Regions from separate parts of the Mus musculus genome. Here regions 1 and 3 are each linked to region 2. Evidence: chromatin loops called from intact Hi-C (ENCODE). Cell type or tissue: heart. All regions are shown on one strand.

Region 1 (8,000 bases), 53 kb before region 2:
GGGCTTTTGAGTATTCATTGCAACATTATTTCAATGTTCCTGTGTATTTAAAAATGTTCACAATAAAATTATGGGAAAGGAAGAATTCATGCATATTTAACTCTCACAGCTAGGACATCAAGAGGTTCAATTCACTTAATTATCTTAGAGAAAAAAACTGCAGGAAGAGAACTTGTCAGTCCTGACAGGGATATTCTTTTTCCTCCAAAATTGTACTATTACATCTAATTAATCTAATCACATGAAAAAAAAAGCCACCTAGTAGTCACAGAGCAATTCAAAATACTGAACACGAGCCAGAGTTAAAAGAGGATTCAGAGTCATTAATTGTCCTGTTTTGTAGCTGATGAAGCTAAGTCCTGGAGAGATCGTGCCCTGTATTTATACAGAGCTGCTTTGCACAGTAATCTTTTTCTGTTTTCCAATTTCAGAGATTCTATCATTATCTTGACACTTTATTAATTAAAAATAACCATTAGAAACTATTTTCCCCCTAGGAGGTTCACCATCAAATATTCCAGTTAAATTACATACATCACCTCCTGGGAAACATTTCTGACCCTTAATTATGGTGACTGTTTCTTTGAAGCATTTCATTAGGACATAGTTGGGCCAGTGTTTACTGAAACTATTGAATGTTAGAAACTGTGTGTATACTACCCATTCTATAGGCAGTAGAAATTTCAGACATTTATACTAACATGAAATAGTGATGGTGCTATCATTGTCATTCTGAGAATTTTACAGATAACTCCATGACTACATTTTGAGTTTAGTGTCTTGCAAATGTGTAAAGGAACATGCTCAAAAGCATTTGTCATCATAGAAATGAGAGTTAAAATTTACAATGTAATTCTACTGTACTTCTATAGAGTGTCTAAAATGTACATCTGATCACTCAAGTTGGCTATTTTGCAACACAAATGGAACTGCCATGTCCTGCTCACAGGGACAAAGTGTGGCCGAGTCATGTTGGAAAGCATATTGACAGCTGCTCTTGGAGGTAAAATTATGAACATAACCTAGCGATTCTGCTTCTAGATTCTTAGCCATGATAAATGACAATAAATATCCATAGTATCCATGTACTCTCTTTGTACAGTCTTATATCTTCCCTTCTTCTAACACTTTTACAACCCTCCAGAAAGCTTGCGACTCAAGTGTCATTTTCCTGAAGTTATGTGGAATATTTCCATAAGATCCTAAATTAAAATGTTTGCAAATGACACTAATGAGGGGGTAGAGAATTGTATATTAGAGTGTTGTGTTTTATAGAAAGGAAAGAAAGAGCCAGGATATGTTTGATAGAGGCACGGTTTGGTGAGGTGGAAGGGGGTATCTCTGTGGGCCCATGCTGAGGCATCCCCCTGAGGGACCAGTTATACAGTACATATAGTGCAGAATAGACTTTATTTAGGACATGAGAAGGGGAGCTGAGGATGGCATAAAGATAGAGAAAGGCAAAGAGAGGGAGGAGGAGAGACTGGCCAGGAACATGTGAAAAGAGATGAGGGAGGGGAATGGGGAGAGAAGGGACAGAGAGGGTAAGAGAGCAAGAGAATAGGAGAGTAAGAGAGAGATGAGGGGTGTGGGGAGCGGGTGTGGCGGTAGTCCCAAGATGGCACCCGGGACTGCAGCCAAGTCTTATGACTTGCACCTGACTTCCTCATACACCCGAAAATAAGCCACATCCATCATGAGAGCTGCGCTGGCGCACCATGAAGCAAGATCAGGCCATTTGACAAAGGCCAATGAACTGAGACTATGCGGACTGAGCTGATGGGGCGTGGTTGAGGGGTTATATAAGAGATTGTGATTGGGGGCTAGAGAGAGATTCCTGCTTGCATGTTGAAAGGTTCCTGAATAAACTGCTTTGAGAAGAACACTGTGTTGTTGCTTTTTTCTGCTGGTCGGAGACAGAAGCGACAGAGGGGGGCAAACAGCCTTTTGGACATGGGGCCTAGGTGGCAGAGGTGAAATGAAGAGCCACCTTGGAAAGTAATTTCTAAGATTCAACTTCAAAGTAAATGTGGTCCAAAGAGGCTCTATCTGAAGCTGGCAGAAGAACTTGGTGTTACTTAAGTGGTACTAATATTACAGTCATGCAAATACATGTAGTATGAGGCCATGGAGGCTTGCATCAAAGTTCCAGAAAGCCACTGAGACCAGACAATGTATGTTAGGGTCATGGAGCTATGCAGTGTGTGATGTAAAAAGCCTAACTCGCCATGAAAACTCCAGGCGTGTTGGACATGCCAGGAATGTGGAACATCTGCCGAGGAAAGACAAGCTGTCAAAAGAAAGAAGACGTGTGTGTTCCGTGCCTGTTGACTTTGAATGATTCTATGAGTCCTTGATGTTGGATATAGAGCTATAGGCTTTGGTGTAAGGTTTCAGTCTTGATTTAATGTTTTCTTTCTTTACTAAGTCCCCACTTCTCCCTTTTGGAATAAGAATTCTCCCTTTTGGAATAAGAATTTTAACTCTGTTCCAATGTATATAACTTGTTATGTTTTTCTACTTTTTCAGGGGTTTACAGATGAAAGATGTTCTTAAGTCTCAGAAGATATTTAAGATTCTACACTTTTTAGCAATGTGGATGCTGTTAAGAATGTGGGGACTTTTTAAGATAGACTGAATACATTTTGAATTATGGGATGGACGAGAAGTTATGGAAGTCGGACAGAATGTTGTGGTTTGAACATTAAGTGTCACTCACAACCTCATGTGTTTGATCATTCAGTCTTCAGCTGTTGGCAATAATGAGAGAGGTTGTTGAACCTTTTGGGTTTATGGCCTGGGTGAAAAACAGTATGGCTCTGGAGCTGACTTCAATACTCTTTTTCTGCTTCCTTGTTGGTGTATTTAACAAGCTGCTATGCATGCTTCTGCCTCCATATCTTTCCCACCAAAATGGATTACACCCACCCTCTCAAAATAAACCTTTGTTGTCTGAAGTTGTTTGGCCATCTATTTAGGCAGTGATAAGAAAAACTACAGTATAGAAACTATGTATATTAGTACCTCTTTGTATATGTTTTTGTCCTTTTTAAAGTTACATTCCTCAAAGGTTGTAATTTATAACCAGAGTTAAAGGTTAAGCAAATTTTAAAACTTAGAGTTTAAAAACTAAATAAAGCATATGAATTTGAAGACTTGTTTATATTATCTTAATTTCCTTTTGTCAATGAAACTATAAAATGGTTTATAAAGTATATCGTAAGCATGCTGATGAAGTCAAACTCAAAAGTCACATGCACTTTGCTCTTAATCAAACATGGTCCAATTGTTTTAAATAACTGAATTTGAGATGTATTTTAGAAAGTGTCTTATCTTTATGGGCAGTTTTCCCTGATATTGTTCTTCAGTTGTGTGGAAGTTCTTGTATCTCAGCCAATGAGAAATGTGAAGCCAGTAATGGGTTAAAGGGCTTCTTCCCCTTTCCAGGTTCCTGTAAGTTTGCCTGCCTTTCTAGCTAGTCTTACAATGAAGGACAGAGGAAGTGCAAAATGGTTTACATGTGTCTTGTGCTACCTCATAACATTTTTTGGTGTTTACTAAGTCCTCTAAATTTAGTGTATCTGCTACTTACCTATAACACAAAGCCATCATAAATCAGTTTGACAAACCATCACAGCAAAATAAAATAGAGAGAAATATTTCACTGTTCTGCATCTTTAGCAATTTCATTTAACTATTTCCTAAACAAATCAAAAGCATTTCTAGTGATATAGAAGTCCAAGGGATTCATGCTAATTCCCAATGCTCCCTAATGCTTACATTATTTATATCTTTCTAGTTTCAAACCCTGCTTTATACCTTTTGTTTTATGATATGAATATTTTAATAAGTTGTGACCAGTAATTCAAATCATCTCCCTACATCTGTGCTGCTTTACAATGAACAAATTTGCTTAGACTTACAAAAAACCAGAATGTTCTGTTTCAATTCTGAATTCTCTGACACATTACAAATATTTGAAAATCCCTAATTTGAGAAATCTCTGTTTCATGGATGCCACTTGTCTTTAACCTTTCCTTTTCTTTGTTTCTATTTTACATCAAAACGCTAAACAGGTCAAGGCACATGTCAAGAATCAACAATGTTTAATCATGCTTAATAAAGCGAAAAAACCTCAGTTAAGGATTGAGATAAATAGAACACTTATTCAATCAAATAAAAGCATACTAAATATGGACCTGTGAGATCGTGCAGCTTTCTGTCAAGCCTGATGACCTGAGTTTGATCCCCAGGACCCATAGAGTGGTAGGGGAGAAGTGATTCTCACAAGTTGCCCTCTGACCTGCATGCGAATCCATCATACTAGGGCACACACACACATTCTTCTCTCTCTCTCTCTCTCTCAAAAGAATTACAAAACAATTGTATAGGGAATTGTTATGAAATATGCAGTGGCAGCAGGGTTAAGGTGGTACTTGGTGGGCCTGTGCTAAGGTAACCCCCCCCCCCCCCCGAGAAATCATGTCATGCGACAGACCTGGTATTAAAGGAGGTTTATTTGGAGGAAGGGAGGGGAGTGGGGATCAGGAAAGTTAGTAGAGCCATACAGAGCCACGAAGGCACAGAAGGTAGGGATAGAGAAGGACAGAGAGAGAAAGGCCATCCAGGGACACTTGGACACAGAGAGAGAAAGAGAGAAAGTGAGAGTGAGAGTGAGAGAGAGAGAGAGAGTTAGAGAGAGAGAAAGTGAAAGAGAGTGAGAAAGAAAGTAGAGAGGGGAACTGGGGTAGCAAGCAGTCCCTTTATGCTGCCAGGCCATCTGCATCTGGCAGTATTGCAGGTGATGATGTAAGCTGTTATGTCCCTGTTGCTAGGTCCCTGGAAGGAGCCCAGTCCAGCTCAATCACCTGCAAGCCAAAAGGGACACTGTTATGCAATAAAAGGAAATGAAAGTTTGATAGAAACTGTGACTGGATGAACCTTGAATGAAAACATTATGCTCAATGAAATCATCCAAATACAAAATGACAAATATATGGTTCTATTTCTATGAGATAACCTGGAATAGACAAATCCATTCAAGCAGAAAACAGAATAGAAGTCATCAAAGGCTGGAGAAAGAAGTGTGATATTGAACAATATATATTCAATTTCCTTCTTTCTGTTTCCTAGTGTACACTTTCTAAAAATCCTTTAAATTTACAGTGATGAAATATCATTTGTATGCTTATAGCATGAAAAAAGATGAAAAATGCTAGAAGCTTGGGACTTTTAGCCTTTGTCTCCAGGGAGGGAAGAGAAGCTGAATACTCAGTTGATTTCTGATAGCCAGTATTATAATTAATCATGCCTATACAGTGGCACATCCATTAAAAACAAGCAAACAATAATGGGGTTTTGAGAAGGTTCTGAATAGTGGAGGTTTTGGAGGGCTATGCATCCTTGGCCCCATACCTTGCTCCCTGTTCATATGCATCTTGTTCAGAGCAGCTCTATAAAATTAATAGAACCTGTGTAGGGGATCCTAAAGACCCCAACTCACAGCCTCACAACTTGCCTGCCCTGTTGTTTTACCTAAATACAATTGTCTTCCAACTTCTGAGCCCATTCTTAATTTTTTTCTAACCAGACTAACCTCTGAGAGAGGACCCTAATTTCTGGTAACAAAAGGTACTCCAAAGAATGGAAATAAGACAGAGAGCTGGAAAAGGTCTGAGGCTCAAAAGTTGTGGGCCACTAGTGTTGACTCTTTATAGATCACTTACATAGCATCCACCTTTCCCCACATTTCTAAAGCGTGGGATTTTCTCAAACAGGCTGTTTTGCTACACCAAGCATGGCTGGGGGATTTCCAGTCTTCCCCAGCTACTGTTTTCTTTGATATGTTAATCTTAATGCCTCTTTCTACACTTGCAGCTCTCCAACCACAACTACCTTCTGTGGTTCTTTATGAGGCTTTGTCTGGTCCCTCTCCCCACCCCCCCCACCCCCCCCGCAAGAAATTCCTTTACCCAAAGGCTGACATTTAGACAAAAGCCAGCATTCCCTCTGGGGCTTGAAGAAAGTTCATACTTGAAAAAAGAGTGGGGGGAAGGGGTAGTTAGTCTCAGTATCTCTAACAAAAGAAGCATAGCGCTTCCACTAACAGATGATTGTGGTGCCTATTAGCCTGTGAAGGTCAATGCAAGCCTCTAGGTTCCCTCAGTTCCTGCTCACAAACCCCACTAGGCTCATGGGCCCCACCCCAGCTTAGGTGCTCCCTGTCTCATGGTCCCATATAACTCTGAAATTTTTTCCTTTGTGGCTTCTCCCTGCTTTCCTGGGAGACAGCCTTGGCAGTTTGAAATAAACTTTTCCCTGTTCCTTGACTGAGTGGCTATTTTGGCTTCTTTAATGTGTCCATTTTTCATTCTGCATCACCCTGAAATGAGAACTCCATTTTTAAAATATAAAAGATTTTTCAAAAAATCAATAATGACCAGAATATCCAGTAATAGGCCTTCTTACTTACGGAAATTGGGCATGATAAAAGTGGGATCCTGATATAGTGGAGAAAAGAAGGTCTTGTAAATAAACAGTAGTGACTTGTTAGCCATACAGAAAAAGACAAAATGGGACCTCACATATTCCAAATGGGAAATTTAAGAAATTCTAGAAAATCATAAATGAATTCTTCTATTGTCATTTACAAAAAGCCTTCCTCATTAGAACTCAAAAATCAGAAACAAAGAGAAAAATTTTGCTAAATTTGATTATAAAGTTGAAAAGAAACAATACATGCTACCAAATAAATCCTAGAAACACCAAGGAAAATAACAAAGTGGCAAACTGGGAAAAGGCAATTATAATTTGCATCCCAGATAAAGGTTTAATTCCTTTAAGTATTTGTTTAAAGGTAGAAAAGGCCATCTACTCCATAGAAAATGGAAAAGAGAAATTAACACACATTTCAAGAAAAAGAAATGCAAACAGTCCCTGAGCATATAAAAGATGCTCAAGCTGTTGGTAATGAAAAAGATGCAAATTAAAGTTACACTAAAACAATTTTTCACCTATCAGATTGGAAAAACTAAAGTCTAATAATAGACTGACTAGAGCCTCTCATGCAGTGTTGAATAGAACTGTTAAAATAGACTTTCTGGCCTCATCCCAAACATACTCAGAATTTCATCATCGTACAAACCCTCCATCAGAAGGGAATATAGCCTTTATTCTGCGTTTGTTGATTCCAGTTTTTAATTACATTATAATTGTTGCATTTTATTAAATGTTTTCTTTTTCTGTATCACTCAGTGTAATATGGGCTCCCCCCTTTATTCTGTTAACTTAAAGGTAGTTTTAGAACAAGAGCCCTCTCTGCCTCCCACAGCTTTAACAGGACAGGCTCAGCCAAGAATCCCAACATGCCAATTACAAGATGGGTAACAGTGAAAATTAGAAATTTATTGACTATGAACACATGTTGAAGAGGAACAGATAAAGGGTACTACTGTCCAAAAGTTCATCTTTGGGGTGTTGACATAATATTCATTCTAGGAAAAAAAGAGGAGAAAAAGGCCAGAGGTGCTCAAAACTAATGGACTGAGACAGCATAAAGAGACAGAAGGAAATAAAAGAGATTAAAGCTTTGTTGGGTTTCAGACCTGGGGCAAGCGGCTGAGATGCCTGTTTAACATGCCAAAAGAAACCTGATGGCAAAGGTGTTGTGTGAAGGAATATGTCTGGTGGATGTGCAGTCAGGTATGGGGGAAGGGGGTGCCTTCACAGGCCCATGCTGAGGCATCCCTTCCACCGAGGAACCAGCCACAGGATGGTATAGTATAGAATAGAGTTTATTCTAGGCATGGAGATGGGGGTTAATAAGGGAGTAGAGACAGAGAAAGGGAGAGAGAGAGAAAGAGAGAGAGAGAGAGAGAAGACGAGTAGAGGCCAGCCATGAGCACTAGAGAGAGAGGGAGCAGGAGATTGAGGGAAGGGAGAACAGGAGGAAGGGGACAGAGGACAGAGCAAGGACAAGAGAGCCAGAGAGAGAGAGGAAG
Region 2 (8,000 bases):
CTGCACACCTTTAATGACAGAAATAACAAAAGATGAGAACAATCATTGATGTACTAAATTTCGTCTACATTTTATTGCTTTCCTAATAAAAGCTTAATGTGTTTCAATTTCTTTTGATAGTCTCCTTTGCCCACTCAGAAATATTCAGTGTTTTCCTTCAGTCATACAGGGTGGTTAAAATGCAAACTCTAAAATGTCTTAGGATTTGCTGTGAAATGAGGAAAAGGTGAGAAGAGGGAGACTTAAAAGGAAAATCAAAAGAGCAGCTATTGAAAACAATCAGGAGTACGTGGGTTCATTATACTCCTGCATTTGTGTAAGCTAAAATTTCCCACAGTAGTCACTTGTTTGGTTTGCTTAATGCGGTCAGGGTGTTTCATAACACCTGGACAACACTCACTCTATCCAAACCAGCTCCAATGCAGTTAGTTTCAAATGCATCAACATCTTTGTGTTATTAATTTCCTGCCTATGAAAAACTTTCCTGCCCCTTGTGTTATTCCACTTAGATGATTACACTGCCCATATTTCTCACACCTTCCTTATCTAGTATTAATTTTCTGTATTGTTTTGTCTCATCTAACTTTGTAATGTCAGCCTATACCTCCTGAGCATACTCATGGTCCCTTCACTATTCTACAAAAGTATCGCAGATTTCTAATCCTAGTCTTGTGCCCTGAATTGGTCTTCCCACCAAATTAGTGTCCTTCATGAGACTGTACTTGGAAATCAGGTCACTGTTTATGTAATTAAGCAAGATGAGGTCATACTGGAGCACAGTAGCCCTTAATTCAATAGAAGTCATGTCACAGGGACACACACGCAGCCCAAACAGCTGCTACTGAGGCCCCAATTTCTAACTGATGGTAGTATCCCCCATTTGCCAGGTCATATTCATCTCAGACTCCCATCCTTATCTTCAAATACCCCATCTAGAAAACATTACCTGTTTTCTCCTTCCTATTTTTATTATTAATTTTTTATGTAGTGTGTGTGTCTAAACATTCACACATGGCCAAGCACAATGTACATGAATTGGTTCTCTCCACCATGTGGTACCTGTGGATAAAACTCAGGTCACCAAGCTTGGCATCAAGCCTACTTGCTGAGCTATCTTGCCAGCCCTCCTTTCCACTCTTAGGGGCATCGTTACCTTTGGAATGTAATGTTGGGATTCCATAGCTCTGCTTCTGGATCACACTCTAAAAGCAGATTCAGTATTCAAGGCCTCCAGGTCTCCTAGCAACCACCTTTTCTCATACTAGTTTTCATTTCTTATTACCAAAAACTTATGGCTAAATCCAATCTCCTTAGGCTATTCATGTCTTGAGCTGGTCGGTCTCAAGTGTTAAGTTAGGTTTATGCCTATATTAACTGTTCCTCTTTTATGCCACAATATCACATCAATGTTATATCCTAAAAAGATTTCAAATGTTTTCTACTCTGAATCTAAACTACAGTTCAAATCATTCCAACAAATCACCTATGTAGCTGGCAATATCACTTAGAGTTAGAATGCTTGCAAGGTCCTGAATTTGTGCCCACATAAAACAAAAACAAAAACAAGCCACCTGAATATAAGTGTCCTATTACACAGACCAGGTCATAGAGAGAGTTGAGCAGGTCAAAGCACTTGCTACCAAGTCTAAAGAGCCCAGTTTGATCCCCAAAACTCACATGGTAAAGATCAAACTCCTACTAGCTGTCCTCTGACCTCCACATATATACTGGGACACATCTGTGCCCCCCACACAAATAGATGGATGTAAAAAACAAATACCCACAAACTATTACATAGCTCCTGGGTTGAATACTTGTCTGATACTGACAATCCAAATGTATTACTACTGTTGTTGTTGTTATTATTATCAAGAATATGGTTCTTATACAGGAGTCAGTAAGGAAGAACAAAGAAAAAAGCAAGTAGTGAGGTCTTCATTAAACCCCAGGTTGAATGCTACAGCTACACAAGCTGTGTACCAGTCACTACTAACTTCTGCTCTGCCATTAGGGTTTTCAGGAAGACCTGGCAGTTATGGGCCTTCTTAGCAGGTTAGGTCTGTAAGAAGAAAATGTGCAACGATCTGGCTTTCCGCCATGATTCTCACTAACCAATCACCTCTGGCACCAAATTATAAATGCATTTAAGGGGGCAGAGTTGTAATCATCCTACAGTGAATCATCTAATTGACCGAGGCCCTGAGCAGAAATTTCCCTTCTAACTGTATGATTTTTCAATAAAGCAGTATTAATACTGTGCCTGTGCTCCATGGAATCTTCACCATAATTGTTCTTTGTTTGTTTTAAATTATGAAATGGCATTTACAAGAAGGCATGGGGCATCATTATTCCGAGGTTCATGGAAAACACACATGAATAAATGTCATTTTCCCATGCCAAGAGGAAGTATGTAAATATTTTAATTAGCACAAGATGAATTTACCTTAAATGTAAAGAAAAAAAATGCTTACAACTTAATCACTGTCACTTCAAAAAAAAAAGAGTCATCAACATATTTCAAAATACTGAACTGTTTCTGCCCCTTTTTATCTGGTTAATATTTTATTCCAAAAATAATAGAATTAAAATACATGGTAACAACAATGTAAATATGTGCTTACATGAGCTGTTGCTTGATTAATGGTTATTAGCCACTCCTTATTGTACTCCAAATTATTGCATAATAAGTAATCATTGCATTAATTCTAAAGCAAAGGCAATCTTCTCAGATCTTCTTCAAAGCACTATCATAATCAGAACCAGTACACAAAAAATGTAGAATCTGATGCATCATTGTGAATAATTTTTACAGACCATTAATGCTTCTATGTACAGAGCTGAGAATCTTAGAGGCTAGTTCTGCAATGGGAGTTCTCATGTTTTTTCCAGTTATTGGCACTGAATAGCAAGTAACAACTTACTTATAATTAACTTGCTTAAGTTGAAAATTTGTTAATGAATTAAAGGAAGTGTAAAGGGTGGAAGTGGAACTATGGTGGGCCTTTGACAGAGGGAAATCATCAAAATCCAACCAGGACTATCTGAAGGCTGATACAACCAATAAGATCCGGGAAAAGCCCCAAAGTTGTGTTCTTCTGGAATTTAAAAGTGGGGAGCCACTGAAGATTTATGGAGGCTGTGCCATTTACAAAAGGACAAGAGCCAGGTTCCCACTAAAATTTAATGAAAAGAATGTTCTCACCAGCCAGTCACGCCACCCATTACAATCTGAGTAGCTACTGAGTATTTTTCTACCATAGGTCCGGAACTGTGGCCAAATACTCGATTCCACCAGTGGTGTCTTCTTGCATATTCAGTTAAATCCAACACTTCGTATGATTCGTCATCGCTTTCATAGTCTTTAAAAATACAAAATGGAAAAAAAAAACATTCATTCTACAGTCTGAAACGTCTCACAAGCTGTTTTCATAAAACCTGTGGGCCAACACACTGTCATGTCTGGTCTACAACTAAAAAGGCCCAGATGTAAACGAAGGAGCGTGATTAACTCGATCTGGGAGACTAGGGCCTCAAGCATAAAGGGCCTAGCAACAGCATCGGCATTTCCTTTCCCAAGGCTTAGGGACACGCAGCCAGAGGCCAGTTGAATTACAAAGCAGTGGGCGGTCACCCGCACAATGAGAATAAGGTCAGGGCAGGGTACATTTCCATCTGTGGGAAAAGGGGGCGAGGGGATGATCCTTCCATGAAAGGAAAAGTCAGGAACCTAGCAAGAGGAAATCAGAGCAGGACTAAAACGCAACCAACCATGGAAATCAACCCGCCAACCCTCCTAATTTTGCAAGATGGAGAAGGGCTCGAGGTGGGGGCAGGGCAGGGCAGGGTCTAGCCTTGGTTAGGTGTAGGTGAGCATGCTAAATTCCGCAGAGAGGGAAAGGAGACCTCTGGTTCAAAGGGGCTCTCGCAAAGGGGCTGTACAGCGACAGAGCCCCAGAAACACTGGAGGAGGGAAAGGGAGAAACACCATAGCAATAAAAGGTCGAGTGCTGTGGGCAGCGTCCCAGAGACTACTTCGGGCCCTGGCTGCTCACCTTGGGGAGGGGGGTTCCGGGATGCCATGATACCGCCAGCGGCCAGTTGGGGGTGGTCCCTGCCCGCCTCTCCCCACCACTTTAAAGGACGCTCTAGGCCGAGTTGGAAGTCTATGGTCTCTCTTTTTTCCTCAGCCTCCTCCTCGCCCCGCCCACACAGTCGCGTCACCGCCACTCTTCCCTGTACACGACCTCCAACAATTTGTGCGCAGCCGCAAGGCTTGGGACTTGTGATGGAATAGCTGAGTCCCCGCCCTCCTATTGCTTATGGGAAATGTAGTCCGTGCTCTTTTCCACTGTAGCCTGGGCATTACCCCAACCTGCTCTAAGTTTCTAAGAGTTTTTTGTTGTTTTGTCTTATTTTTGTTTTTGCTTTTTGGTTTTTTTGTTTGTTTGTTTTTTACGCTAAAGGAATGGAGGGAGGAGCGGCTAAGGGTAATAGAACAAGATAATCAGTTTAGTGTTGGCAGACTGTTCTTAACAAGTCTTTAGTCAGGATGCTTCAACGAAGCTGTCTTTCTGATTAGGTGTTCTTTTTTCAGGCCCTATCTTTGGCCTTTAGTTCTTTCAAGAATTCTGTTGGCTTTAACAGAAATTTCAGGCCCACTTCTTGCTTGATGTCTAATAACCCAGTCATTCTCCAGTAAGAACCCAATTAAACTAGCTCAGCAATAAACTCCCTTGATGTCTCCTCTTGGTAGGACTCTACACTTCGACCCCCTCAGATTATGCACTATAAATCTCCAGCTTTTTGTTGTTGTTGTTGTATCCCAAATTAAAATAGACCCACTATCTATTTTAACAAGTGTCAGGGCAAATATTTTAAAGGTTTTTTTTTTTAATGAAAAAAAATTTTAATTAGATATTTTCTTTATTTACATTTAAAATGTTATCCCCTTTCCTGGTTTCCCCTCTGAAAACCCTCCTCCCCCTATCACTTCCCCACTCCTCCAGCTCACCAACCCACCCACTCCTGCTGCCTGGCTCTGGCATTCCCCTATGCTGGGGCATAGAGCCTTCACAGGACCAATGGCCTCTCCTCCCATTGATGACTGACAAAGCCACCCTCTACTACATATGCAGCTGGAGCCATGGTCCCTCCATGTGTTTTCTTTGGTTGGTGGTTTAGTCCCTGGGTATCCTGGGAATAGCGGTTGGTTCATATTGTTGTTCCTCCTATGGGGCTGCAAATGCCTTCAGCTCCTTGGGTCCTTTCTCTTGTTCCTCCATTGGGGACCCTGTGCTCAGTCCAATGAATGGCTGTGAGCATTCACTTCTGTATTTGCCAGGCACTGGCAGAGCCTCTCAGGAGACAGCTATAACAGGCTCCTGTCAGCAAGCACTTGTTGGCATCCAGAAAAGTGTCTGGGTTTGGCGACTGTATATGGGATGGATCCCCAGGTCACATTTTTCTCAAACTGCTGAGGGCTCTAGTTTTTTTAGTGCCCTGTTAGTCGAGCAGACTTTTGCTTGTATTTTTGGTTGGTTGGTTATTTTTAGACAACATCTCACATAACCTAAGATTCTCTGGAACTCCCTATGTAGAGCACGCTGGCCTCAAACTTACACAGACCTACTTCCCTCTGCCTCTCCAGTATTAGGATTGTTTGTTTGTAAACATGGTCACACTATGTAGCCCAGGCTGGCCTCTGATGCTGGATTCCTCTGTCTCACTCTGCCCAGTGCTGTGATTACCGACATTCACCACAAAGCTGTGATTTTAAGAATTGTTATTATTTGAATGTGAAATAGGGATAAAGTCTGTTTTTTTACCACAAATTTCCATGGATTCTGTAGAATATAAAAACATGTTGGATACCAAAGAACTAACCCAAGTTCACATAAATCAGCACCAAACTTATTTTAAATATGCATTCTAGCCCTTCCGGTCTGCGGCAGCTCCATCACCTTGGGCTCGAACTCCGAAGACAGTCCCACAGTCCCCAAAGGACTCTCCACACGATCTTAGGATCACTGGTGAGTGGAAGACAACATCAGTTCCAAACCAATCTTGATGGGCCTGTGCCAGCAGCAGGGGCGCAGGAAACCCACTTGACCAGGGGCTCAAGTCCCTTCTGGTCAGTGCCAGCTCCAAGCCACCTTGGGCACGAACTCAACAGATCGTCCCACAGTCCACAGAGAACTCTCCACGCTACAGGCACCCTAGCACACCCAGGATCTTAGGATCACTGGTGAGTGGACACAACATCTGTTCCAAACCAATTGTGACAGGCCTGTGGCAGCAGGAGCAAGGACATGTGAGCCCTGCCTGACGAGCTGCTCAGGTTCCTTTTAATCAGTGCTGATATACCTTGGTTTCGAACACACCAGACAGCCCCATGGTCCCCAGAGGAGACACTACTTCCAGACGCTGTAACATGCCCAGGATCTTAGGATTCCAGGATACTAGGATACCAGGATACCAGGATAGCAGCAGCTTGCTCACTTCAGAACCTCGGGGTCTCAGAGGAAGCTTGACTGCCAAGAACTCTGACACAGCCAGAATCTCAGGTTAACAGGAGCCCGGAATCATAGAATCACAGAGAAACCTGGACACTGGGGAGTACTGAATCAATCCGGATTATAGAAAGGACAGGCTCCAATCAGATATATTGAGGGCAGCAAGCACTTGAGATAATCAGATGGCAGGAGGCAATCATACGAACAGAAGCAACAGAAACCAAGGTTACTTGGCAACATCAGAACCAAACTCTCCCACAATAGCAAGTCCTGGATACACCATCACATCAGAAAAGCAAGATATGGATCTAAAGTCACTTCTCATGATGATGATGGAGGACTTTAAGAAGGAAATAAATAACTCCCTTAAAGAAATACAGGAAAACACAGGTAAACAGCTAGAAGCACTTAAGTAGGAAACACAAAAATCCCTTAAAGAGTTACAGGAAAACACTACCAAACAGGTAAAAGAATTGAAAAACAAAAACATCCAGGATCTAAAAATAGAAGTAGAAGCAATAAAGAAATCACAAAGGGAGACAACTCTGGAGATAGAAATCCTAGGAGAGAAATCAGAAACCATAGATCCGAGCATCAGCAACAGAATACAAGAGATGGAAGAGAGAATCTCAGGTGCAGAAGATTCCATAGAAAACATGGACACAACAATCAAAGAAAATGCAAAATGCAAAAAGATCCTACCTAGCTCAAAACATCCAGGAAATCCAGAACACAATGAGAAGACCAAACCTAAGGATAATAGGTATAGATGAGAATGAAGACTTTCAACTTAAAGTGCCAGTAAATATATTCAACAAAATTATAGAAGAAAACTTCCCTAACCTAAAGAAAGAGATGCCCATGAACATAGAAGAAGCCTGCAGAACTCCAAATAGACTGGACCAGAAAAGAAATCACTACCAACATGTAATAATCAGAACAACAAATGCACTAAATAAGGATACAATATTAAAAGCAGTAAGGTAAAAAGGCCAAGTAACATATGGAGGCAGACCTATCAGAATTACACCAGACTTCTCACCAGAGACTATGAAAGTCAGAAGATCCTGGACAGATGTTATACAGACCCTAAGAGAACACAAATGCCAGCTCAGGGTACTATACCCAGCAAAAATCTCAATTACCATAGATGGAGAAACAAAGGTATTCCATGACAAAACCAAATTCACACAATATCTTTCCATAAATCCAGCCCTTCAAAGGATAATAAAGGGAAAACACCAACACAAAGATGGAAACTAGATCCTAGAAGAGGCAAGAAAGTAATCCTTCAACAAACCTAAAAGAATATAGCCACAGAACAGAATCCCAAATCTAACAACAAAAATAACAGGAAGTAACAGTTACTTTCCCTTAATATCTCTTAAAATCAACGGATTCAATTCCCCAATAAAAAGACATAGACTAACAGACTGGCTATATAATAATAAACAGGACCCAACATTTTGCTGCACAAAGGAAACCTAC
Region 3 (8,000 bases), 680 kb before region 2:
CAATTTTGCTATAAATTCTGTATTCCTAATGACCATCATTTTTTTATGAGCATTTGGGACAGCAACAGTAGATAGCATGGGCATCCTAAGAGCTCCTTCACAATTTCTCTGAGAATTTTCATAACCTTTATCGCCTCAACCAATTTTCTTCTTTTCTCACCAGCTGCTGTTTCATCTCACTCATAACAGTATGCCTCACTCCAACCTCTTGCTGCTCCTTAGAACCTGGCTCAACCCCTTGTCTGTGACCACCATCATCTCTTATTTTCATAGACTTGGGCTTCAAACACCCATAAAGCCAGTTTGCCAAGCCAGGTTCTTGAAAACCCTTGTCTAGTGGAGGTCAGAACTCATCCCTGCACATCCTCTACTCACCTAGTGACAGAAGGCAGTCTGTAGAGTCTGTTCTTGTTTGATCCTCCCTCTTAGCACCCTGCACAGTGGCTTACATTTACTTTTCTCTTCTGCTCGCCCCCACCCCTCCCACATCCAACAGAGCCATATGGGGCTCACTTTTCTAATCCTTTAAGGCTGCAGGGATCCCAACAGTTATTGAAGTCTTAATAGTGACTGAAATAGAAAAGTGGGTTGAAACACCTGTCTAGCTTACAACTTCATCATCAGGGTTACAATAGCATTTATTACATGTCTAGTATATGGCAGAAACTGTGCTAGCTGCTTTACAGATATCACCACTATGGCCATACATGCCCATGACCTTGGGCAAACAGCTTCTTTTTCAGGGGAGGAAACTGAAACACCAAACAACAACTTGGTTTTCCAGAAATCACCCATTTGGAAAGCTGTGAAGTGAGAATTGGAGACAGGATCTCAGCTACCTTCAAGCCTGGAATGCCTTAGTTCCTTCAACTTTCCCCAGACAGACAATTTCCTCCAACTGCAGATCTTCAGAAGATTTGCTTCATAGTTTTTACTCGGAATTGTATGAAAATGTAGTTTATTGGGAAGAGAGGGAATGAGCTTGCCAATCCTAGCCTCCCTTGGACTTAACATCATACGATATCAATGACTAACAAAAGCCCCAAATATAATCTAAATAGTGGCTATCCTGTCTTTCTTGATGGGTCAGTCTTGCCTGAGTATTATTAGTTCCTTACTGAATTGCTAGGAGGAGGGTGACAGAACGTAAAACTGGCCAAATGCAAGTTCATGGCCATAAAATACAGAAAGTCCCATTAAAAGTGCCCAGAAAATCTTTATCCATTATTTCTATTTTTCTAGAAAACATTTATAGAATATGAATGACTACTATAGATAGCTACGTCTGGATTCTATACAATAGTTTCTGTGTTCTTTATACATTCTTTCAATACGAGGAATCAGGCAGTGGAAAAACAAAGCCTCCAAGCATAACATTGCCCTTCTCAGAGCATCAGGAACCCTAATCTGTCTTTTCTTGTGGATTGTGAGTTTCCATCATTGTAGCATGAGGATGACAACACCTACATGGCCAATGTGTCGGTAATGATTACAATATATGGTGTAAAGTGACTGACACTGATTAGGTGTTGGGGCCAGTGTGCTTCATTCCCTGGGCCACGTGTGCCTTTCATGTAGTCAGGAGGCCAGACCCACTTGACAAATCTATGTCAAGAATATTAACTGATAGGGGAAGGGATGGTCATATGTCCAGAAAATAATGTTCTTGCTTATGATATTGAGGAAAAAATATTGGTAAATCTATAAAATTTGCCCTGACCTCTTCCTTCTGGACATAGGCTAACATTTCTCTCCCAATCTCTAAAGGAAAACAGGATCATCAGAGAGACTACCATTCTGAGTCTGGAAAAGTTAAGAACTATAGAATATTTCCAAATGGAAATAATTTTCTTCCTGAATACATACAGAAAATTTAATCCAGAAAGAGTCTGGTAGCTGAAGCTGTGCCAGACACATCTTTTTTTTTTTTGTGGCCAAGGAAGGAAGGTTAATAATTACAAGCAGCATTTACATAAAACCATTGCTACATTTGGGGTCATTTTGGATGTCTGAAAACAAATTGTTCCCATGAAATTAGAAACATTTCTTCTATCATCACAATCTTTGCCCTGTTATTTACTGTAGTGCTCTGGAAGAAGCAAAGGTGAATAACAATTGACTAAAATTCATTTCTAAAAGTCATGCTCAAACCTCATGACATTTAGTTAAGGACATTTCTTCCTTGACTCTTTCCCTCTGAGGTTAACATGCTAAGGTGGTCTTCCATCATTTTGTCCTATCTTCCCAGATTTTTTTTTAATTTATTTGGTTCTGGGTTTGGAACCTAGAACCTCACACATACTAGGCAAGTGCTCTCCACTTTCAATTTTTTATTTATTCTACTATTTTCTATAACCCTGCCTTTCATCACAATGGTGCTTTCTTTAAATTTGAATTCCCCCATCTCTGTCTGTCTGTCTGTCTGTCTATGTCTGTTTCTGTGTCTGTTTCCGTGTCCATGTATGTGTCTGTGTCCGTGTCTGTCTGTCTGTCTGTCGCTTTCTCTAAAGAAACATGATTATGAAGCACAGTTCAACAAAGGAAGAAATCATACATGAATTAAATACTAGATATCAGTGCTGTGGCATCTGCTTCTGAAGCAACATCTAAACAATTGTGGTTATAAAGATGCTTCTCTTATCTTTGTTGCTGTTGTTGTTGCAGTTGTTATTAGTGCTTTCTATGCTTCTGTGGTGCTAAAATAAACCTAAGCAAGATTGTCCCACTCCTACCCCTTGGTGGCTACTCCAGCTCAATTTCTCCATTTTCAAGAAGGAATTTCATCAGAATTTATCCTTGTCTAATGATTTCTCTTTGGTTTTGTCCCTCAACTATAAGTAAGATCCAGGACATTTTCTTGAAGGAAAAAAAAAAAAACTCCATTTCTTTTCCCATAGTCCTAGGTCTTATTAGAACAATGGTGAAATTGATTTAACTGAATTTTTGAAGCGTTCAAACTAAAGATCTTCCTTGGGCTACAACCACAGACATTATAGAAAATGTAAAAGCAGGCATGCTTTGAAATGGAGAGTGGAGAGATTGATTCCTATGACCTTAATTCTAGTGGTTGATAGAATTTTGTAAAATTCTTAACTATATTGCTAATTTTAAAAAGGTTTGACATATGAGAATGTTTAAATGGTTTTTGTTGTTTTAGTCTCAGGACTAAAGTGGAAATTGTTTGAGGTTGAACTAAACAAAGTCTTATTTACTGTGTGGACAAATTTAAGACATGTGACTGGGGCAATGATGGTCATGAGAACTCTCATTTAGGACCCATTCCATCTTCCATTGTGCCTCCCTTCTGGGTGGTCTATGTGGTAGCCACCCTTGGTGGTCCGTTAGTATGTTATTACTTTGCACACCTCTTCACAGTACCAAGTCACAGATGACCTGTGCAAGAAACACTCCACCCACTGCCAGTAAGTAGGAACTGCTAAACAAGATAAAATGAGAAGCGATCAAATTGCCATCTTTAGTTGTGAAGTCATTTTTAACATCAGTGTGACACAGGGAGGAAGGTTTAGACCACCCAGATGGTTCTGGGGTAGTTCAGAAAACTGTGTGAACAGCCTCCAAGAATATGCTCCATTGTCCAATCATACTCCACAAATTCCCCATTCTTTTTGTTGTTGATGGAAGTAAAGGGAATTATGACAATTGAAAGGCTCTGTGTCTTCTTCTTTTTGCATATGTGGTGTGTGCATGTTCCTGCACATGTGCACATGGTGCACAGATTGTGGAGGTCAGAGGTTGGTTAAGGATTTGGTTCTCTATTGCTCCCTTACTTTTTAAGACAGTCTCTTACTGAACTTGGAGCTCACTATTGGAGTCACTTGGGCTAGACTGACTAGTGAGCATGTTCCCATGGGTTCTCTTGTCTCTGCTTTCTTGGTCTTGGGATTAGAGATGTGTACCACCATGCCAGGGATCTAAACTGAGGTTTTCAATTTCCCAACTTTTCCTATTCCCAGCCCCTATTTTTCTTTATTAAAAAGGAACACTATCACTCATGAATTTCCCAACCAGTGGTGTAAGACACACCCACAACAGAATAAGCTCACACATGTTCCATTACAGACACAGAAGTGGAAAGCATAGTGAGAAAATTCTAAAGAAATATTCCCTTGTAAGTTCTGCAGGCCAGTCATAGAGCTCCAGTTTGGGCTCTGGTCGTAGCTCTCCATCCCCTGACAAGGAACTATGACTGCTCTTGTATTAATGAGGGAGAAGGGTATCCTCCAAAGGCTTTGGAGTGACCTTGATCTTACCTTTGAGCTACATTTGTACAGTGGGTGACTGATAGAATCGACATAATGGTGTCTCATGCAGCGTTGAGAGTCCATCAGAAATGAACTGTCTGTTTTGCTGTCTGTATCTCCCATTATGGCCAGCAGGGAGAGCATAGAAATGGATGCAGCTAGTACATGATTTCTCATTGTTGTAAAGGGAAACTCCTCCAGAAAAACAGCAGAGGGAGACAGAGGACAATAGATTGGAAATGCTGCCACCTCCTAGGATCCAGTCCCTTTCAAGGCCAGAGCAGGATAGGGCTGCCGCTTTCTGGTTGTCATTGTCCTTTGTATGCAGGAATTTCTCTTGCTTCTTTCACTTGCAACCGATCACAGCAGTATGTGCTGCACAGCTGGAATGAAATCAGAAATGATTTTACCCAGAAATATATACCAAGAAATATGGATGCAATACAAGAGATATGAAGTCAAACATTTCCATGCCATTTGGGGTGACGAATATTGGTTTCTGGAGCCTTACTGGCTTATGCTTTCATCCATTTCATGTCCCCTGACCTTTGTGTTTATGCTACATATTTATGACCATTTAGAAATGGACATGATGGTTGAGTGGAAACATATGTTCACTTTAATTGCTTGAGTCCCTGTGCCTAGGAGCAAGAATAGTTTGAGCCCATGGACAAGATTAAATATGTGGTTCTGGCCAGAGGATAACTAAATTGGGTGGTCTCATCTTTGTCCTTGGTTTGTGGGGCAGGAGGGTTTATTCAGATTCTCTCAAAGCTTTTCTATCAGCATCAGCTTCCAGAGCAAGAGAGAAGGCAGGTCAGTTCTAATGAACACAGTCCATGGCCTGAGGGAGCACATTTTCCATTCTATACCCACCCACCTCATTTTCCACTTCTGTGCTCTAGGACTCATCCTGTTTTTGTTTTAAGCCCTTGCCACCCAACATCAGTGACTAATTGCATCTTAAACTCGAATTATGATCACTGGCCTCCAGCGTTGCTAAGGCAGTGCATGAGTTTTTCCCAAGAGTCACACATTTCTACAAAATCTTTGTAGCTGAAGCCCACACTGTAATTTGAAAATGTGTTCATTGGAGAAGAGACATCGTTAAAGTGATATTGTGTTGGACTCATTTTTCTAAAATTTGCTTTGTCCTTTAAACATACCTCCTGGTCAAAGGACCTGAGTTTAGGAATCTACTAAAATTACCTCACTGATGCTTTTCATTATACCAGAAAACACATAATATTAAAAAATATTTTCAAACATTTGGGGAAATTGAGAGAACCTAATGGTACATCCCAAACCAACAGAATAGAGTAATTAAAGAAAACATTTCAAAGAAATTCAGATCAAAGCTTGATTGTTTTGTTTATAGTACAAGTTTTTCTTTAACTTCCTATCATGAGCAGTCTGAATAAACAGGGTAAAGTATTGCTGTGATCAAGATAAGAAGTTCAAGGTGGTATAAGCCAATTCATTTTGCTGTAATAGTGTCTGGCTTCAGACTAACTTAGTTGCAATAAGCCAGCTTGCACGTGTAGAGTGGGCCATTCTGAGTGGGAAAGGGTGTGGCAATAGAATCAGCTCAGAGTGGAGCATCTCTGGCAATATCAAAGGCTGAGAGTCTGTGTCTCTGGGAAGTCCTATAAATTGCAGGAAGGGCAGGGACCAATAGTGAGAGGACCCACATGGACTAAGTCACAACCATTAATCAGTTGTGGCATCTTTCATGGATCACTTAAATTCTTCCAGTCCATTTCCTCACCTATAGGATAAAAGAATTGACAGCAATGGCATCTGCTGTCCCCCCTCTTCCAAAATGGCAGCATTGAATAGCAATGGATTTGGCTACTACCATCTCCATCTCGATATCCAGCAGGTAATTTATAAGACTAGAAGAGTCCTTTCACAGGTAGCCTTGCACCACTTTCCTTTATGTACATGCTCATATTGACCTCTCCTTAAAATGGATCAAGCATGTACCCAAGTATCCCAATGAGGAAAAGCTGCAGAAGAACCTTTTTTCTTACTGAAGGTTGATTTTTTTTCATAAAATGTATTATTATACAGTCTCCCTTCCCCAATTTCTCCAAGATCCTACCCACCTCCTCACCCACCCAAAACACCTTTTCTTGCTCTTTCTCATTAGAAAACAAACGAGTATCTTAAAACTAATAATGATAAAATAAAAACAAACAAACCAGAATAAGATAAAACAAACAAATGGGGGGGGGAGAGTCACAGAAAAAGCACAAGAAACACATATAGATGGAGAAACATACACATTTGCAAAACTACAAACTTGGAAACAAGCCATAATGGCTAAAAACCATGCTCAAATAAATCTTTGTGAGACAAAACAAACTCCAAAAATACCGTTCAATTCATTTTCAATTGGCCATCTATTGCTGGGAATGGGCCCTGTGTTAAGTGTGGTGTGTATACCTAGTGAGACTGTTGGAGAAAACTAATTTTTCATTTGACAGAGGTTATCAATTAGAAATAGTTTCTGAGCTGAAGATGTGAGCTTTTGTTTACTTCACATCTTACCATGGAACACCAGGAGACCTTCTGTGCTGGGGTTATAGACATGAGCTTTGATATAGGTGTTGGGGGTCTAAACTTACAGGGGTCCCCATGTTTGAGCAGCAGCTATGTTACTGACTGAACCTTATATCCTGAGTCCTGTGAACTGCTTTGTAGTTTTGACATGAAACATTGTTCTCACAACTAGTTATAAAAGACAAAAGGTGGCTGGAGAGGCGGTTCAGTGGTTACCAACACTGCCCTTCCAGAGGACCCAGGTTCCATTCCTAGCACCCACATGGAGGCTCAGTTACCTTCTGTAACTCCAGTTTCAGTACATCTGATACCCTCTTCTGACCTCCCTGGGCACCAAGCACACAGTGGTGCCCAGACATACAAGTAGACCAAATATCCATATACATAAAAGAAAAAAATAGAAAAAATTTCTAGTGACAGAAAAATGACAAAGAACATACTGCTTTATTACTACTATTAAGATGTTTGCTTCCATTACACTCATATGAGTCATGATATTTTTCTTCATTTTTTTCTATTAACACTGAAATAACAATACAAGCAATGATAAGACTCAAAATTCATCAAACCTTTAAAACACAAAGGTGAGCTTTTTACAATGTAACACTAGGATTTGTTTTAGTAGTAGTAGTAGTTGTTGTTTAGATTTATTTATTTTTATGCAAAGTGTATGCTTGGTGCTAGAGAAGATCAGTCATCAAATGGCTTAGAAATGAAGTTGTTTATGATTATGAAGCACAATGTAGGTTCTGCTAATGGAATGAATCTAGGTCCTCTGCAAGGCCAATGAGTGTTCTCAATCACTGAGACATCTCTCCAGCCAAGCAATGGTTTGTTTATTTGTTTGTTTGTTTTTTTGAGACAGACTCTCACTAAGTAGACAACTTGAAATCCCAAGGCATGCTGGAATTACAGGCCTGCACCACAACAGTTAGCAACAGCTGAGATTCGTGTTGCATTTTGGTTTTGCTTTAACTATACAAATTGAATGAACCAGCACTGCTGTGCTGAAGATGAGTTTGTAAAAACAAAGATTAAGAAAGGAGGACCACTGAGTCAAACTGTAGTGTATATAAACCAGTATCTGCACTGTGAGCAGGGATGTACAAGGGGGGATTAAGGAATTAAGAAAATTCACATCACCACTGGATTCCTTGCTTTCTGCCAGGCTAG

The links. Hi-C counts contacts between places; a loop is a spot of excess contacts. Peaks named below come from ENCODE experiments on the same cell type or tissue, not always from the same donor. Only the 100,000 strongest peaks of a DNase experiment are listed, where the experiment ranks them.
Region 1: it touches region 2 in a loop (2.1-fold over the local background); 4 of 42 quality-filtered maps call a loop at or near these places.
Region 3: a loop joins it to region 2, with 5 times the contacts of the local background. A loop is called at or near these places in 4 of 42 quality-filtered maps.

What each region holds. Positions count from the first base shown.
Region 1 is chrX:17,515,468-17,523,467 of GRCm38, forward strand. It overlaps Gm39497 (a long non-coding RNA gene), which reads right to left and starts at 1,523. Exons shown (of 3, transcript XR_878072.1): 1 at 1-1,523. It also overlaps a transcript of Fundc1 not described here. In heart, no CTCF peak of the experiment used is centred here; a DNase peak (open chromatin) is centred at 4,794.
Region 2 is chrX:17,568,101-17,576,100 of GRCm38, forward strand. Fundc1 (FUN14 domain containing 1) reads right to left here and starts at 4,225. Exons shown (of 5, transcript NM_028058.4): 1 at 4,053-4,225; 2 at 3,203-3,359; 3 at 1-8. The coding sequence starts at 4,080. In heart, a CTCF peak has its summit at 4,076 (motif pointing right); DNase peaks (open chromatin) are centred at 3,621 and 4,221; H3K4me3 peaks cover 1,281 bases; H3K27ac peaks cover 1,219 bases.
Region 3 is chrX:16,890,137-16,898,136 of GRCm38, forward strand. It overlaps Ndp (Norrie disease (pseudoglioma) (human)), which reads right to left. Exons shown (of 3, transcript NM_010883.3): 2 at 4,272-4,645. The coding sequence starts at 4,439. Among named protein-coding and RNA genes, the nearest start is that of Ndp, 18 kb to the right of the region's middle. In heart, a CTCF peak has its summit at 4,448 (motif pointing right); no DNase peak of the experiment used is centred here.